Linked DNA regions of Mus musculus: region 2 is linked to region 1. A link is a loop called in an ENCODE intact Hi-C map of the cell type or tissue named here. Cell type or tissue: heart. All regions are shown on one strand. Links, peaks and the distances in the headings refer to the core of each region. The heading gives the core; the rest is flanking DNA.

What was found. Peaks named below come from ENCODE experiments on the same cell type or tissue, not always from the same donor. Only the 100,000 strongest peaks of a DNase experiment are listed, where the experiment ranks them.
Region 2: a loop joins it to region 1, with 3 times the contacts of the local background. A loop is called at or near these places in 2 of 42 quality-filtered maps.

What each region holds. Positions count from the first base shown.
Region 1 is chr3:30,791,437-30,794,522 of GRCm38, reverse strand. Sec62 (SEC62 homolog (S. cerevisiae)) reads right to left here and starts at 1,647. Exons shown (of 8, transcript NM_027016.2): 1 at 1,140-1,647. The coding sequence starts at 1,175. In heart, for the core only: no CTCF peak of the experiment used is centred there; a DNase peak (open chromatin) is centred at 1,232; H3K4me3 peaks cover 1,884 bases; H3K27ac peaks cover 1,696 bases.
Region 2 is chr3:31,093,349-31,096,434 of GRCm38, reverse strand. Skil (SKI-like) reads right to left here and starts at 1,377. Exons shown (of 7, transcript NM_001039090.2): 1 at 1,278-1,377. In heart, for the core only: no CTCF peak of the experiment used is centred there; DNase peaks (open chromatin) are centred at 834, 1,714, 2,264 and 2,594; H3K4me3 peaks cover 2,500 bases; H3K27ac peaks cover 2,500 bases.

The DNA.
Region 1 (3,086 bases), core at 233-2,732:
CCTGGGAATAGCATAATTAGAAATTTCTATTGTCTTGACACTCTGGTTTTAAAAACCTATGTGAACTTGGAATCTGTCTCTAGTTCCCTTCTGTAACCTGTTCAAAATTATCTTGTCACACCTGCCAACTTCCACACTCACTGAACACTGGTATCTTTCCCACAGTATTTAAAATTGTTTTCAACTGTAACTTACATAGTTCAAAAGGCCTGTAGGCCAATAACTTGATAAGTCTTTAAAAAAATGGATATAAAAGGAAAACAGAAAAAGACATCCTACGTGGGGAACAGAAAGACAAGAATGAGTGTAACAACTTGTGACTGACATATTAACAACTTACTAGAGACCATCAACTTAGGCCTTTGGTTTCTGAGTGAGCTCTTGAGGCGCTCACATCCATGTTTAAGGTGCATCGAACAAAGGACACCCAACAGGGCGAAAACTGCGGGGAAGAGATGCTCAGGTGACATTCATAAGGGATGAGGGAGGCACAGTATGTAGGGCGTGAGGCTGACAAGCTGGCATGTGGAAGGTTTCTGGGTGCCACCAGCCCATTGCAGCACTGACCGGGCAGGGTTTGTTTACATCGTGTCGCCTGGAAGAAAGCCGGCAAGGTTCAAGCCCGGCTATTCGGTTAAAAGAGCCATTGGGAGGGGAATGGAGGGCACACGCCGCTTAACATCTGGAAGGAGCCCTGGGGCCGGGCGGCCCGGGGCCAGCTGACCGACCGACCGTCTGCAAGCACAAAGAACCGGCGGCGGTGCCGCAGGTCAGCCCTCCTTCCACCCCAGCTACCGTGGCCTTAATATCGGGACGCCAGGGAGACACGGAGGAGGGAGGGAGGCCGGCCGGCGCCTGGCGTCCGCGCTCCCCGCGCAGGCCCGAGCCCTCCGCCGCAGGAACGCGGGGCCGGACGCGGGATTCGAGCGCCGCGCCTCCCTCCCTCCTTCCTTCCCCGGACGCACCACAGAGCCCTCGGCCGAGCGGCCGCTAACACCGTCCCGCCTCGAGACCATCCCGGCGCCGCGACCCCGCGGAGACGGCCTCCGGGCGTCCGGCCGCTCGGGACGTCTCCCCCTGTCCCTCCTCGTCCCAGCGCGCCCGAGCCCGTCCCCGGTCCCACGGCCCCGCCGAGCTACCTGGATCCGCTTCTTGTGTCGCCTGCGTTCCGCCATGTTGGCCGCTCCGCCCGGTTCCTTCTGACGTGGAGCGAGTCGGGGAGGGGGCGGCTGAGATCTCGCGAGAGCGCGGCGGCTCGCGGCCCGTTATGTAACCCGCCGCGGGCTCTGGGCTGGGGGCGGCCTCCGTGGTCTTCCCGCCGTCCGTGCGGTGGCGGACGACGCGGGCTGCTTCTGCTTCTGGTCCCGGAGGCCGGCGCCACGTGAGTCAGAGCGCTGGAGGCTGGCAAGTCGCGTCGGCTCTCAGCCCTGACTGAACGCCCGAGTCACCTGGCTGGCGTGTAAACACAGATCCCCGGGCCCCGCCCCTCAGAGTCGCTGACGCCGCCGGGACCACCGGGGCGCACAGCGTCACCTGTGGCGCTTCCTGCCCCAGCGAGCCCCGTGGCACCCCACTTCAGTCCCGCCAAGTTCCCCTTAAAAGGTGGAAAACAACTTCAGAGTCTGACTCCATTAAACACAGCTCGTCCCCAAAGCCTTGGAATGTCCGCTCCTCACGTGACACCTCACAACCCATCCTTAGACTCCAGAAGGCTGGATGAGCCCAGGGAAGTTAAGGTGGAAAGGAGCAAGACTAGTTGGGATGCAGTAGACTGCAGGCCACTTCTATATGACTATTCTGACGACCTGCTATATGACTATTATTCCAGAACTTTCTAGACCAAAGACATGGGTAGTTAAGTGCTTAGGTACAAGTTCTGATGACATTGTGGCTGTAAGAAAGTTGAAAAAATGCAGAAAAGATAAAACCAATAAAGTTTAATTCTATCCCTTGAGTCAGTTAATCATTTTAAATTTCTTTTGTCCTTTATATCCACTTTGCGTGTACATGGGATGTGTGTGTATGTTGAATTTATAAGTCTTCTCTGTTCCCCCCCAAACATCATGGAACCTGGTAGCCTGTTTGTTGTTGTGGTTTTTTTTTTCAGTTTTGCATTGTAAACTTAATTTCAAAATCCTTAAAGTTTTCTATTTCATATATCTGACATAATAATATGTAGTTGAAGCAAAGCTCAGTACTTTGATGCCTGATCATTTATATACTAAGATAGCTGAAGGTTGGTGGTTTTTGTTTTTAACTATGCAATTCTACTCTCAAGAGATCTGTAATTTGGCTCTGCTGTCAGGAAGCAGGGGAGAACTAATAATTCTTACGTATTAACACAAAACTTGGAACATACAATATCTTGTTTTCTCTAGCCTTTCCTACCCAGATGATTGTCAGGACAAGCTAATAGCTAGCAGATGATCTCCCTGAGATTGTGTGCCTCAGATTAACATAATCCGTGACAGATTTGCTCCCATAGGCAAAGCCCAGGAGAAAATAATTTTAGGAAAGATTCCTACTATTAATATGCTTCTCCTGTTATTATTAAACATATATAACAATCACTAGGTATTAGCCTACCTCTTTGAGCAGATCTCTGCAGTTGCAGATCTACAGAGATGTACTGTCTTGTAGGGATGCTATATAGACAAATGGATGACTTAATTCTTAATGATGATCCTGTAAGGATTCCTAAAATTGTACCAGTATGTATTAAGCTGTCAAAACTGCAATGAGAACTCTGCCAGTCTCTGTCACCAGTTAATTGCCTCTACTACTCAGAGCACATTCCAAAAGGTTGTAAAACCATTAACCAAAAGTCATAAAAAGGGAACTACGATTATATTATAGGTGCTAGGACAGAAGATACAATGTTGACTGGGTTTATCTATACAAAACTTCACTAGTAACTTGGTTATGTTTTTTAACTCTCTGTGACCCTGTAGAGTTGTGACAGGGGATGAATGTTTAGCCAGGTAATTACTCCTAATGGATATACATGTAAACATTCTCTGCTGTAAACTTCTATTTCAATTTATGATTTGAATTTATGAGTAAACTTGTGACGAACTTTTTACCAT
Region 2 (3,086 bases), core at 185-2,684, 300 kb before region 1:
CAGAGGCTTTCTCAACTATGCATGCCATTTAAATTTTAAAAAACAATCCTTTCTCGTTAGAAAAAAAAAAAAAAAAAACCTGTAGTTTCTGGTCTCCCCACCCCCCAAGATACATGTTAATATACCTACCATATGCAACTAAACTTCAAGTACATTCATACATACTATCTTTTTGGAATGAAGAAGAAAAAAAAACTTTCCCTTTAAAAGGTTAGCGAATTTGCCTAATGGAAGCCAAAAGCTGTAAGACTCCACGCCTGGAAATCTCCATCCATGAGCAAGACTAATCCGGGACAAAAAGCACAAGGCAGACAGACCTCACAAAGAATGCAAATGGAGGCAGAGTGGCGAAAAAGAGTATTCATCCACTTCCCTCCCTGGAGAAAACCCAGTAAAAGCCGACAAATAAAAAGCTTTGCTTCTAAACTCCCAGCAATTTATGTTAACACAAACCCAGAGAATTATGGACGAAAGCCACCTAGCCACCGTACTGTGACTTTCGCCACTACAGGGACACCTCAGCCAAGGCGAGCCAAGGAAAAGGGCAGAAGGCATGACCTAGACCAGGGGCGCCCCCACAGCCCTGCGCACACGCAGAGACACCCACTCATCATCAACCCAAAGGACAGGGAAGCAGGGGACTCCCGGCGTCTGGTGAGGTGAGAGGGGGCAGAGGAAGTAGGAGTCCTCCCAACCCCCACCTCTGTGACTGGGATCACCCTAAGTGCCCTCCCCACATCGCCCCACTGCGGGGGCCGCCGGTGGAAATACCCCACGCCCCCGGCCCGCGGGAAGTTCTCTAGGGTTACCTAGGCGCCCCAGGGCTGCGCCTCCCCCCACTTGACCCACCCTGAGCCGTGGCACCCACAGGGGCGCGGGCAGGTTAGGCGCCAAGCCCGGAAGCCCGCGTCGCCGGACGCTTAGAGCTGGGGCCAGCCCGGGGCATCCCCGCCGAGCGCAGACGGCCGGGGGATGGCGGCGATGACCAGGGTCCAGGTCTCCTGGGTCCCGGCGGCTCGGGTCAAGTGCACCGCCATCCCCTCCCAGCTGACCCGTCCCAGAATCCGCGAGGCCTGTACACCCGTGGGACCCCCGCCGCGCGCCCTGTGCCCGCGACCCCGCCCGGGACCCCCACGCATCCCGGACGCCCCACTCAGGCCCTCCGCGCCCGGGCAGACCCCCGGGCTCTGTGCCCTCCCCATCACCCCCGCCGCCGCCGCCTCAGCGCCCCCAGAGGCCGCACGCCCCTCGCGTCCCCTCGCGACCTGCGGCCGCACCTGTGCCCGCCGTCGCCGTCGCCGTCGCTCGCCAGCCGCCTTCGCTGTGCCGGCGCCGCTCCGAACCCCACACACATCGCTACACACAGCCTCTGACGTCACCCGGCCCGCGGCCCGCCCACGTCACTGCGGAGACACGGCTTCCCGCAGACGCCGCCGCCGTCTCCGGCCGCCCGGGGGACAGCGAGGGCGGCGGGCGGGGGAGGGGAGGGAACGAAGCCAGCGGCGCCGCGCGGCCCCGCGCCAGCCAGCCCCTCGGGCGCGCGCGCCGTCTGGCCTATTGTGGCTCCCGGCGGGCTGCACACTGCAGGCTGCGCGCGCGTCCCCAGCCCCGACCGGGGCGCGCGCCTGGCGCCTCGGCCGCGCACGCGCGTGCTCCCGCTCCCCCGCCCCCCTCGCGCGTACCCCGCGCTGCTGGCCCGGCGCGCCGTCTGGGCGGCTGGCGCACGGCGCTGTCTGCGGTGCCCGGCTCAGACAGGATGTTCCCTCGGCCCCACCCCCGCCGCCCTCCTTCCTTCCTCGAGTCGCTCAGCCGGCTGTCTGGGGCCGCCCTCGCCACGCCCGCCGCCGTGTGGCGACGGGCCAGACCTGGGGGCGCCCTGGCCGCCGGGCCGCCGCGCTGCGAGGCGGGGGGGGTGAGAAGGGGGAGAGGGGGCAGGGCGCGGCGGGCTGCACTGTGCGCGACCCCGGCAGCTGGCCGCGCCCGAGGTCAGGCTCGGCCAGCAGCCCCCCTCAACCCCCGCGGCCGCAGCTGGCCGCCCGGCCCCGCCCCGGAGGTGGCCTGCGGGTGGCTCCCCGCCGCGACCCCCGGGCTGAGCCCGCCGCGCAGACGCCCCCGCGCTGCCACCGCCCCCCCCCCCGCAGCGCCACCACCTGCCCCCGTGCTCCCCGCTCCCAGTGTTGCCACCCTCCCCCCGCCCAGTGCCGACGTCGCGGGGCCTCTCGCCCCCGTGGGGCCTCCCGCCGCGGCCGCCCTGCCAGCTGCCGGTGAGCAGCCCCGCCTGGCCGCTCTGGGGTGGCCTGACCCGGCCGCCATCGCCCCAGAGTCCGCGGTTTGCGCACCGCGGGGACAGATCTTGCTGCCCCAGCTGCTCTTAGCCTCCATAAGTGACCCATTCTGATTCACTAAGCACTTTGGTTGGTGTTTTCGGGTGTGTTTTTTTCTTTCTTTCTTTCTTTTTAATTTTTCCAGAGACGGTAAGAGGTGGAGGAAGATAACCACTTTCGGCTGCCACCTCGAACCGCCGGCGGGGGTGGGTGAGGGGACTTCCTAGCCAACGTATCCAGGATAGCTCGAATATTCAACTCTGTGAAGCTAGCCCGTCATATTTCGAAACACCAAGAAATCCCCTTTTCTCCACCCCACCGCAGGATCAGGAACTGAAATAGCGCAGCGAGTAGCACTGCGCAGACTTAGGGAACTCGAGCTTCGGCGACGGTGGCGCACCCCACCCCCACCCCACCTTTTTTTTTTCTTTTTTTTTTTTTTTTTCCTTTTCTCGCCGGGTTTATTTTACCGCTTCGGGGTTACTCATGTTTGGGTCTACATTTGCAGTTGTCCAATTGGGAATACTTTTGTGCTTGAGGATTTTTCGTCCTTTTTTTTTTAACCCCCACAATAGGTCTAACAAATGTCACCTCTCATCACCGCCTCCGCCCCAGCTCCTGTCGGCCCCCATCTCCGTGCTCCCAGGTCATGCCCCTCTCCCACCTCCTACTCGACGCTTCTTGACTGCCTGTGTGAACATGAATAATTCCGCAGCACTTCCCATCTGTTATTGCCATAGAGACAGAAGCTCAGCAAAGATA